Linked DNA regions of Homo sapiens: regions 2 and 3 are each linked to region 1. A link is an interaction called in ENCODE POLR2A ChIA-PET data of the cell type or tissue named here. Cell type or tissue: OCI-LY7. All regions are shown on one strand. Region 1 overlaps MBD2 (methyl-CpG binding domain protein 2). Region 2 overlaps TCF4 (transcription factor 4). Region 3 overlaps TCF4 (transcription factor 4).

Region 1 (4,000 bases):
ATTTTAGACCTAAAAGCCTAGGTAATATATATACATCAACACTACACACACACAAGTTTGAGGAAAAAAATTACATTTACTTCAGCTATTCAATATTTGTATACCTGATTTAGTGCAAGGCAGGATGCTGGTAACTGCAGCCCCTATAAGGGGAGTCAGGCCTATGTATACAGCCAGATTAACCATAACTTTTTGGATTAATAGAGAAATGTATTTACTGTTTGCTTCACTTAGCGAAGATTTATGAAAAACGTTCCATATTATACCAGGGACTATGCTGGATACTGAAGATTCAAAAATGAATCAGACACAGCTCCTGACACTGAGGAGGTTCAGAATCTCATGGGTAACAAAGACTTGCCAACTATTTCTTAAAGCAAATGTGATAAGAGTTAACAGAGTAATACTCAAATGCCATAGGAGTTTCCCATTTCTGCTAGGGGACTCTAGGAAAGGCTTTTTAAAAGAGATGAATGCCTGTTAAAAAGAATTTTAAGGACACGCATCCTTGCTTATCCATGCATTCTTCCAGTATAAAAATAACAAAGAAAAGAATACCAAGACACAGCATTCAAAAAAAAAAATCTTCAAAAGGGGATGATGGGCCAGGCGCGGTGGCTCATGCCTGTAATCTCAGCATTCACATGCCTGTAATCTTAGCATTATGGGAGGCCAAAGCAGGTGGATCACCTGAGTTCAGGAGTTCGAGACCAGCCTGGCCAACATGGTGAAATCTCGTCTACTAAAAATACAAAATTAGCTGGGCATGGTTGACACATGCCTGTAATCCCGGCTACTTGGGAAGCTGAGGCAGGATAATCACTTGAATCCAGGAGGCAGAGGGTGCAGTGAGTGGAGATCACGCCACTGCACTCCAGCCTGGGCAACAAGAGCGAAACTCCGTCTCAAAACAAAACAAAACAAAATAAAAAATTAAAGGGGACGATGTTCTTCTTCCTCACATCTGTAAAACACTCGATTACTCCTGAGAAATGCGAAGTGTTCAATTTTAAAATCTAATTTTAAATTTTATTATTTATATTCACATAGAGTTTATGTACATCAAGTTCCCAAAATGAGTTTGAATTTGTATTATACTGAGAACAAAGACAGGATGAAATCATGAAATCTGCAGATATTATTCAAACTTCATTATATTCCATATTTTTATTCTCCTTCCTTGGGAAGTTTTAGTTTTTAGAAGTTCTGATAAAATTAAGTAAAACACCATATTACAAAATTTTCCTAATCGTTTCTCACTGGAAATGGCAAAGAACAATGAAAGATCAATACATAAGAGCTGTAAGAGGCATTAAGATTCCCAGCCAAACACTAAATCCAGGAAGAGTTTATGGTTTATTTCTAATTCATCATGCATGTCTTGAGAAGATTTTAAACATGAGTAAAAAAGTTATGAATTTCTATGAGCCCCACTATAGAATCTAAAAACCAAAATCAAAAAAAGCATCACTTCCTTTAACATTCCATTAAAACTAAATTATGAAAAAAATGATGATATCTCATTAACTAAATTTTTAAAAGCAATGTGAAAAAATCTACCAATTTCTGTTGGAGATTATTTTTAGAATGTATATGCATCAGTTCCTTTGAGCTATGTATTTCCTCTAATACAAGTATTGTGGGTGTTGCGGCAGGTGAGACTTTGCATGTCAGATTCTAAAAATCAGATGTAGGACAGACAGCAATGCTGCACCCTAACAAAAATTCCTTTGGTATCTCACAAAAAGATGTGATAGTACAGCTAAGGAAGATATATCAGAGCACAATCTCCACCACACCTATGTCTTTCATTTCTGGGTGCAGGCTTCAATCACACAACATCAAGAGAAAAGACTTAAAGCAAGCCAAACTTTCTATTATGCAATTAAGCTCTTAATAAATATTGGATTTCTTTCCTTTCTCTAACTAGAGATTTTTAAAAAATTGATCTGTACGGTATATTTCAACTGTATCTCAAACCTCAATATCTGAGAAATAACAGGGTTAATCCTAGGTTGAACATTTATCAAAGAGAGAATATTTCTGAACAAATTGATCACTTTTATTACTCAGAACAATACTGCTTTAATTATGTGGATTTATTACATTTTTTTCCCCTCCAGGATTATTTAAAGCTGGAGGGTTATCCTTTGGTACAATAGCTTCACTACCAAATAGGATTTAAAATTTACCCTTTGACATCTTCAGGATACAAGTGTAATAGTAAATAATCACATTATCTCAATGGCACACTAAGCCCAATAAAGTAGATTAGACATGGGGTGTTGCAATATTTGAGAATACAAGTAGGGATCTCTATGCCATGCAACAGAGCATGGTGGTTAGGAGTTCTGAGGTTAAACCACCAGCTTCAGGTTGTATCTTTGCACTTACTAGCTGTACAACCCCAAGCACACTACTTCCCTTTGCTAACTCCCAATCTGTAAAATGGAGATAACTGTACCTGTTTCATAGGGTTATAAGAATCCAGTATGATAGGCTGGGCGCGGTGGCTCACGCCTGTAATCCTAGCATTTTGGGAGGCTGAGGCAGGTGGATCTCAAGGTCAGGAGTTCAAGACCAGCCTGACCAACATGGTGAAACTCCGTCTCTAACTAAAAATACCAAAATTAGCCAGGCGTGGTGGTGTGCACCTGTAATCCCAGCTACTCAGGAGTCTGAGGTAGGACAATCACTTGAACCCAGGAGGCGGAGGTTGCAGTGAGCTGAGATTGCACCACTGCACTCCAGCCTAGGTGACAAAGTAAGACTCCGTCTCAAAAAAAAAAAAAAAAATCCAGTATGATAGCTCATGTAAAGCATTTAGCAAAATACTACTAATAGGTGCCAAAATTCTGAGAGCTGTAACACAAATACACATAGAATTAAGGCACAGAAGACCCTACACTACTATACCCGATGTTACACAGTCGATGAAATTCAAATGCCGATTTCTCACTTGTGTCTGTGCACTATGAGCAACCTATTTACCATTTTCACTGTATCTCTAATATTCAAAATTCCAGAAAAAGGCTTTCCACAGTACCTTCACACTGATGATGAAAATTAGAAACTACAAAATGCATAGCCTTATTAATAAAATACCTCAACCAATTTTATCCCAACACACCACCACAAGAACAGAAATAAAGCAAAAACTACAAAGTCATTTTAAGGCTTGTTTTACAAAACGTTAGGTGGAATATCAATTGGTAAACCCTTATTTAGCATCTGAGTGTTTGGCATTGTGTCGAGGGGAAAGACAGCTATGTGAGAAAGCCACAAGTTCTAAGTAAATGAATATGAGAGTTATACAAGGGACACCAAGTTTAACTACATAGGAATTATGAGAAAGAAGACAATATCAGAAAAGGCTTTTTATTGGAATCCAAGAAGACTTTAACACAAATATGTAAGAACTATGACAATAGTCACATTGCTTACCTGGGTCCACTCAGTCAGTTTTCTAGATACTACATGGAGGGTCCATTTATTTTTTGTTTGTTTGTTTTTAAAGGCAAACCAAGGTGAGGGGAGGAGCATGGTTGAACCTCAGTGATTCAGAATTCATGCTCTTGAAGCATCATACTAGTCTTTAGCAACAAATGGCACACACACACACACATATGTATATTTGAGACTGTGTCTCGCTCTGTCGCCCAGGCTGGAGTGCAGTGGCGTGATCTCAGCTCACTGCAAGCTCCGCCTCCTGGGTTCACGCCATTCTCCTGCCTCAGCCTCCCGAGTAGCTGGGACTACAGGCATCTGCCACCATGCCTGGCTAATTTTTTTGTATTTTTAGTAGAAACAGGGTTTCATCATGTTAGCCAGAATGGTCTCGATCTCCTGACCTCGTGATCCACCCGCCTCAGCCTCCCAAAGTGCTGGGATTACAGGCGTGAGCCACAGCGACCGACCTAGACTTGATTTTTTTAAAAAAGGCAAGAGGGGGCTACTAAAAGACTATGTGAGGAAGAAAATATCTCAAAAATATCAATCA
Region 2 (4,000 bases), 1.2 Mb after region 1:
CCTGTTGTGCCATCAAATACTAGATCTTATTCATTCTTCCAACTCTTTTTTGGTAGCCATTAAGGTCAAGTATTCTTATTTAACAAATAAACCTTCTACTCTTAAGTTCTACTCTGGTGAACTTGAAATACTGATTGCACTAAACTGTAGCACCTTCTCTCAAATGTGGTTTGCTTGCTTGCTTAGCCCAATGCCTGATGCAATGTGAGTGAGCAATAAATATAAATGATAGGTAACCTTCAACTTTACCTGTAAATATGTTGAGTTAAGAATAAGTCTATCTGTAGTTATCAGCTGAGGACTGGAAATGATTGCAAACTTATTTTTATTAAATAGTCTTAGATTTGGCTCCATGATATTGGCAAATGCTGAGTCTGTAACCATTTGGACTACACATACTTCTGACCCATTTTCAAAACCACTAGTGCCATGTTTACTGTTTGTCTCTTCCCCATTTGAATAAAATCTCCACAAGGGCAGGCATTATTTTCTGCCTTGTTTCCTGAAGCCAAGTACCTGACACATAGTGCTGAGTATGTATTTGCAGAATGAATGATAAACACTGAAACATGGCTTGTACAGCCCTTCATGAGCTGGCTCTCATGTTCATGTAGAGCCTACTCCTCATACCCTTCCTCTTCCAGTGATGGGAAGGAGAAATGCACAGTCCTCTCTCTACTTGTAGCCTTCTTTAGATCTGGCTGCCATGACTCAAACACGCCTCCATCCATTCCCATGCCAGCTCCCTCTGGCTGGCTGTTTTCCTGATCACTCAGATCTGAACTTAAATGTCAACTACCCTGAGTTTCTCTGTGCTATGTCCCTCCCTGTAAGGAGCTCCCACAGGACCCTATATTTCTCTTGGCCTGTTCACTACATCCTGTGTCTTACAGCAGACAAAAAGCAACTCCAAGTATGTGGTGATAAAGGGTGTATCTCCAACACCAAGCTGTGCAAGTATGTGACACAAGTCTGATGCTCAATAAGCATCTGAGGAATAGACTTAATGAATGACTCAATACTATCTATGAAAGAATCATAAGAAGCACCTACCTACATCCAGAAAAACTGATAGTAATCACTACATGATACAAGTCAAATAAGCTTACAAACAACATAACTTAAAATCCAATTATGCAATATGTTTTGAGTCTTTCCAAAAGTTATGGGTATTCTTGAACCATTAATAGTGAGATATGCCTTCAAATAAACCACCAATCAAGATTCTGTGATTAGAAAAAAGTTCCTGGGTAAAGAAATGGTTATTAACATCCAGAGAAATAATTTTATATGATTAATAATTTAACTACTTTATTCATTAAAATAAAACAGCTTTAATTCCCCGTAAAGGTTACATTTTCAACTTCCCCAAAATTCTCAATAAAAGCAGGTTTTAATAATTTCAATGGTAAAATGGTATTCTATGATGTAAGAAAACAAGTAAATAAAATTTCTAAATTCCATACATTTTCTTTCTGTTTGGGCCACATATTACAAGACACAGAGGAGACATTAACCAATTTTCTCTCTGCATCTTAATTTTCTTAAATATACAGAATTCAACAGAAGCACAAAAGAAGCAAAATGAAAGATATATGAAATCTAAGAGGTGAAGGTCTACCACCACAGTCAAAATGTTAGCCGGGGACCTCATAGGAGCCTATGAAATTGCAGTGCTGAGCAGCCTGAGGTCAGGTCTGTATCCAGAATGTGAACAAAACATTACCTGTATGTGAAAAACCCACACAGACAAAAACAGTTTTATTATTCCAAAGGTCACTGGACATACAACTAAATATCTTTATTATCCACGTCACTATTTTACAGACTGAACAGCAACAACAACAACAACAAAACTCATAAAATCAAACAACTTGGAGTTTGTATTTCTTTTACAGAACAGACAGCCTTAAAAAGTCTTTGACTGCACAAAATAAGTCCTAGAAGATAGCAGAGATAATATTAGAAAGTGTAACAAAATCACCCAAGTCCCTGAGAAAAACATTCATGCCTACAACCAATATTGAAGCTAATTTCTTAGCATCCTTAGCTATTTCCCTAACCATTTTGCATAAGGCAAAGATTCCCACTTCACTGTTGCTTGGTCTTAGCTACACATTACAAAAAATAATGAATGGGGGTTCTTTTCGAAATATTTATAATGCTGACTTCCCTCTAATTTGGCTTGCCTTTTTTCTAAATTGGTAAAAATCTGCTAACCCTTTTTCCTTTAATACAAGAAAAATCACACCTACCACATACGTATGATGTTGAATTGTGAATCTACAGCAATGAAGGTTTCATTCACAACATTATTATAGAAGCAAATCTTTAGGGCCAGTAGATTAAATCTATCAATTTGATGAACAATTAAAATATAAAAGAGGGATAATTTCAGCCCATTCTCTCTCTCAATGGAAATATGCACGATTTTAACATATTAGAAGTTATCCATTTTCTTTGATCTAAAAATTATTAATTTTTTGCACACAAATATCTTAGTGGTAAATAATTAGGTGCTAAGTAGGTGATGATTCACTTTTCCTGAGTGAAAAAGGATTTAAAAATAAGTATTGAGTTCAAGAAAAAATAACAATTTTGAAAACAAAATTGACAATTTTTTGAAGCAATGTGTAGGTCAGAAATTCCTGTTTAAATAACAGAAGCCTAGATCCCAGCCCAGGCCTCTAAACACAGAATCTCACAGACGGAGCCCAGGCATCTGCAGTGTATGAATGGGCCACATGTTACTCAGATGCACAGCAAGGTTGAAGAACTGCAAAGTGCAATCTTATTTCTCATGGGGTTCAGGAGTCCTGGGCAGACATCTCAAGAATGTCACTCATCAGATATATGTCAGATATATAAGGCATCAGGAAATGGTAGACTATAGTGAAATTCAAAGTAAATATAGGTTTAGGCCAGGCACAGCGGCTCACGCCTCTAATCCCAGCACTTTCGGAGGCCAAGGTGGGCGGATCACTTGAGGTCAGGAGTTTGAGACCAGCCTGGCCAACATGGTGAAACCCCATCTCTACTAAAAATACAAAAATTAACTGGGTGTGGTGGTGCATGCCTGTAATCCCAGCTACTCAGGAGGCTGAGACAGGAGAATTGCTTGAACCTGGGAGGTGGAGGTTGCAGTGAGCAGAGATCATACCACTGCACTCCAGCCTGAGTGACGGAGTGAGACTTCGTCTCAAAAAAAAAAAAAAAAAAAGTAAATGTAGGCTAAGATTGACCACAGCTGCTTCCTAGAGGCCTCTGCTCAGCCCCTCACTCTCTCCTCTCATTAGTCACTCAGCCATTGAGGTGGGGTTGGTATTGCTATGATTATAGTTGTCTCGCACATGTTAGTACCCCCTCAATAAGATGGCAAACTCACCCAGGGCAGGGACCAAGTCTGACAGTCCCCAGAAGAGTGATCTATTCCCAGAAAAAAAGCCAACCAAACTGCAACTCACTCTACATAAAGAAACGCAAATGTGAAAAAAGAAAGTGATGTAGCTCAATGGACCCTTCTCCATTGGATGAAGTCTAACAGCTTTCAGAGACACCTGAACATGGAACATTACATATGAGAATCAAGGGACCACGGGAGTCTGTTTCAACTAAAAGACACCACCTGCAGTCCTGGTAGGAAAGGTAGCACTGGAGATTAATTTTACCAGAAGACTTTTGGCCATGGGAACAAGGACTACAGGACAAAACTGTGTACTGGATGAAAGTTTCTTCAGCCCTCTCCTACACACTCAGAAGCAGCTTCTCTGAAACATTCCATACTCCAGTCCCACACAGCTGTTACAGTAGTATCTGAAGGTGAGAAGAAGGGACCGAAGTGAAGCTCCCTCCTCATAACAGTGTTTGCATTAATGAGTATCTTAAAGTATTCTTTGAACACTAAGCAAAGACAGATTAATGCTGAGAACAGAAATTGAAAGGTGTTTTTAGTAAGCCCAGTTTTGCTGAGCCCTAAAATTGACAGAGGCCAAGAGAAGGG
Region 3 (4,000 bases), 1.2 Mb after region 1:
AGAAAAAGCACAAAAAAAAAAAAACCACTATCATCCAAAAAAAAAAAAAAAAAAAAAAACCCACCCTGAATAGAGAAATCGAATACTTGCTTTTCTTTCGACCTTATGGGTAGCACGCCGAGGGAGGCACCAGAAGATCTAAGCCCAAATACGTGATGAAGAGTCGCCAAAAAGCATGTGGATGAATAAACTGTTGTGGCGTGAATCTGCCAGCCAGAGGACAGAACACAACATGCTGGGGCTTGGCTGTCCTAACATGTTTTACTATGTACATTTAAATAGTCTTGAAAGGGAAAAGGAAAGAAGGGAAAAGGTGGAGGGTTTGGGGGGTTTTTTTTAATATTAAAAAAAAAGTTTGCCAGAAATTCTCATACTTGGGTCACAAATAAAAGTACTTTCCTATTATTAAAAAAAAGAGAATCTAGTTCTTAGGCTAACACTCATCACATGTTTCCTATGATGGAAATTTAGGGGGGTGGTTTAAAGAGTTAAAGACTCCCTACCATTAATTTGCATCTGGTGCTTTTAGTGTGTGTGTGTGTTTTTTTCTTCCCTGAAAAGTTGGCAGAGCCGCCGATTTTCCATAATGCAAGCATTTGGGAATTGTGAGCGGAATGAAACCGATCCAATCTCCTGACTGCGACATGAATTTTCATTAATTACAACCTTGTCAGCAAAAGCATTATCAAAGCTGAATATGAAAATGCTAATGAGTCCTCATTTGCATATTTTTCTTTGTTGGAATGTCATTAATTATTACATTTTATGATGATGAATGCAGCTGTCGAAGCTCTCCGATGCATAATTAGCCATCAGAATGCCAGGAGCCGATCAGCATTTTTGGGTGAAAAAAAACAAATTTCACTTCCACTCTCCCCCAACCCAACACCACCAAACACACACACACACACGCACATGCTCACACACACACGCACACACAGACTCGGAGCCCTGATGATGACAGTCCTGAGGCCGGACTTTGGGGGAAGTTGAAAAGGGCTAGGTTAAAGCAAATTTATTTTTGCCTTAAAATTATTTTGTTTTTAGGCGATAATGGTCTTATACAATAGAAGCAGTTCTTAATAAAAAAAAATCGTTATTCCAGCTTAATTAATGCCACGCTTAATTATAACACCATGATGTCAGCGGTTTTAATTAAGTATTGGCTCCGTTACAAAAAAAAATCCTCACTGCAGTAAGAGTCACAATACACAGAGTTGTGCAAATCATTTCTGCGATATTTTGGTCTTCCGTGGTTCACGAACTATTCAGATATTAACAGGCAGCATTAAAACTCCACGCACACACGCGTGCGCAGGAGAGGCACACGCGCGCGCGCACACACACACACACACACACACACACAATCAAGCAAAGGGGAAAAACCGTACTTTCCTACTACATTACTTGGACAGACTTTAGAGCTTACCTACTTGACCACTTTTTTGAGCTAAAGTGTAAGTGAAGATGACAAAACATAGCTCATCCTCTCTCAGCCTCTGGGAACGGTGTTTATAAGTAAAAAAAGAAAAACAACACAGAGCAGATGGGACCATTACACATGACCAAACCAATCAATCACAGATGAAGGGCCCAGGTGCAGCGCAGCCGTGCAACAACGCACCATTTCACAGTCTGTCAGACACACACACACGGTCGTCCATGAGTGACCCTCCTCAGCTCCCCCCGGACCTCATCTGGGGCGCTGCGCCCCTCTCGCCTGCCTACACTCCAACTGACGTCTTCATAATCGCCCTGTCTTTCTATCTGCTTTGGCTCCTGTAAAGAGAGGAGGATGGAAGGGGTGGTGACTGGGCGGAAGGGGGGATGGGAGGGGAGATGAGGACAGGGGCTCACATCATTGTCACTTATGAGGAGTCCGGTCTTCCTCCTTCTGCCATCCCCATGGCCCCTCCCTCTCCAACCACCATCAGAATCGCTTTTCTAACCATCATTACGCTCATTAATTTTTAAGGGTGACTGCTTGGCTGCGGCACCCCAACTGTCTGCCATTAGAAATAGAAATTTTGTGTGTGAGTTTCTTGCCTGTGAGGAAAAAAGATGTGTGTCACTCGACAAAGTCATGATTAGATGGAAATGTTAGAAATTAATTAATTGGAAGTGGGTAGGAAGACTTTTCTTAGCCCCCTCCAGATTAGTTAACATGAGACTCTAGTTACCCACAAGCTTCCAAGGAATCAGCTCTGTCTCAAGATTTTGTGTCTTAAAGAAATTCCACAGCCTTTGGCATCCTATATCACAAACTCATCCAGGAATCACTGAACCCAAATGAAATTGTACATTTGTAAGGGTCACAAGCTTACACTGGCAACATAACTGAAACACCAACTTAAACACAAAGTTAGGGACAGGCTCCCTGCTTTAAACTCAGAATTCCTAACTCACAGCCTAACTTTCTATGGCTTGCAGCTTTCCTTTCTTTAAAACAAAACAAACAAAAAGCACAAAAATATCAAACAACAACTAAGGGGGGAGCAGAGAAAGACAGTAACCAATAGAATCAAAAGGATAATACACAGCACTGAGGCCCACCTACCCCATTTGAAAAAAAACTTCATCACACCACATCAGAAAAAAGCAGATTGGTTTTATTGATCCAATGAATTATTTAATCATGTCTTCTTCCTTAAGTCTAGGTAATTTATAACAGTTTTTGAGATCTTTTGATACAGTACAAATATTATAAAGAATCAACTATATTTACTCAAAATATTGAAAATGGATACTTTCCCCAGCTTTAGGAGATGCCTGCTCATCCGAAGAGTGATTGAATGTTCTCGACAATTTATAATTTATTTTGCCTATTTAGAGATGAGAAGGAGTTTAGGAAAGCACTCAAACCCTCCAAAGAACAACTATATGACTGCAAAATAGCTTAAAGGATTTATGTCCCAAAATGCTCATGACATTTTAGGCATTACTGAAAATTTACACTAAGAACAAGAAAAAGTTTAATCAAAATAGACCACACAATCCAGCCACTTTAAGGATTAAGTCAAGTTGTCATTTATGTGAAGCTTCATGTAATGGTGGAAAAAATGAAATAGAGTACAGGCTAAGTTGGGTGAGAAAGTGTCCTACCTAAAATCTGCATGCCATTCCATTTACAGGCAAAGGCAATTTTACACAACACTAGGCAGATTGGATTCGTTGAAATGAAAGCTTTGTCTCTTAGCATGGGCCCTATCATCAATTCAAACATATTTTCAGAATGGTTTGATGATGCACTTGTTTTTGGCTTTTTTTTTTTCTTTTGAGGATTCAGTATGCTTCCCCCAGCTCTTCACCAATGAATTTGTCCTTTGGAAACTTTTAAGTATTGAATGAATCTTTCCATTCCCCAATGGATCCTATAATTTTTATGCTTAGTCCTTGTTAGCAAGGAACCTCATATCTGAAGTCAAGGAAAAAAAAAAACAGAAAACATATTAACATCTTCCATAGCTATGTAGGAAGGGATCACCTTGTGTTTTGAATGAGTATATCTTTTCCTCAAGGAACAGACTCTACACATTTGCATTAATAAATTTCTATTTTCAAGCTCAATAGAAATTGCAGTACAAAAAGCAGATGTGTACGTTGGGCTCTTTCAAATTAAATTTCCAAAAGCAGAGCCTATTCTAGCTCAAGATCAAAGGAACTAAAACACGATCTCCTCCCCCTTCCAATATAATTACAGAGATTTCATTTCTTTTGTTACAATGAGCACAACAGGTAAATCTTAAACCTGAGGGATAATGATCAGGTGCTACAGCTCAGCTTTGCTGGGTGGCTCAATCGCTCTGCTCAGTGCCCCTGCTGTTTAAACTACCACTCTACAGGAAGATGGGAAATGCCTAGTGCTCTACTTTATTCTTGGAGATTTGTTTCCTTTTCCACATCAAGACTACGCAGAATAGCTCTGAGATGGATACAACCCATTTTACAGCAGACTTGTTTCTAAAGAAGGGACATGTCCATCCTAAAACACAAACCAAGA

The links. Peaks named below come from ENCODE experiments on the same cell type or tissue, not always from the same donor. Only the 100,000 strongest peaks of a DNase experiment are listed, where the experiment ranks them.
Region 2: POLR2A ChIA-PET joins it to region 1 with 8 read pairs; 1 of 35 experiments calls an interaction of 5 or more read pairs at or near these places.
Region 3: POLR2A ChIA-PET joins it to region 1 with 6 read pairs; 1 of 35 experiments calls an interaction of 5 or more read pairs at or near these places.

The regions. Positions count from the first base shown.
Region 1 is chr18:54,216,183-54,220,182 of GRCh38, forward strand. The region is part of intron 1 of MBD2 (methyl-CpG binding domain protein 2); the gene reads right to left. Among named protein-coding and RNA genes, the nearest start is that of SNORA37, 4.2 kb to the right of the region's middle. In OCI-LY7, no CTCF peak of the experiment used is centred here; DNase peaks (open chromatin) are centred at 1,649 and 2,349; H3K4me3 peaks cover 3,902 bases; H3K27ac peaks cover 4,000 bases.
Region 2 is chr18:55,435,000-55,438,999 of GRCh38, forward strand. All of the region lies in intron 5 of TCF4 (transcription factor 4), which reads right to left. Among named protein-coding and RNA genes, the nearest start is that of TCF4-AS1, 16 kb to the right of the region's middle. RefSeq lists an enhancer at 3,849-4,000. In OCI-LY7, no CTCF peak of the experiment used is centred here; no DNase peak of the experiment used is centred here; H3K27ac peaks cover 949 bases.
Region 3 is chr18:55,422,090-55,426,089 of GRCh38, forward strand. The region is part of intron 5 of TCF4 (transcription factor 4); the gene reads right to left. Among named protein-coding and RNA genes, the nearest start is that of TCF4-AS1, 28 kb to the right of the region's middle. RefSeq lists an enhancer at 305-1,759. In OCI-LY7, no CTCF peak of the experiment used is centred here; DNase peaks (open chromatin) are centred at 192, 492, 872 and 1,662; H3K4me3 peaks cover 3,084 bases; H3K27ac peaks cover 3,877 bases.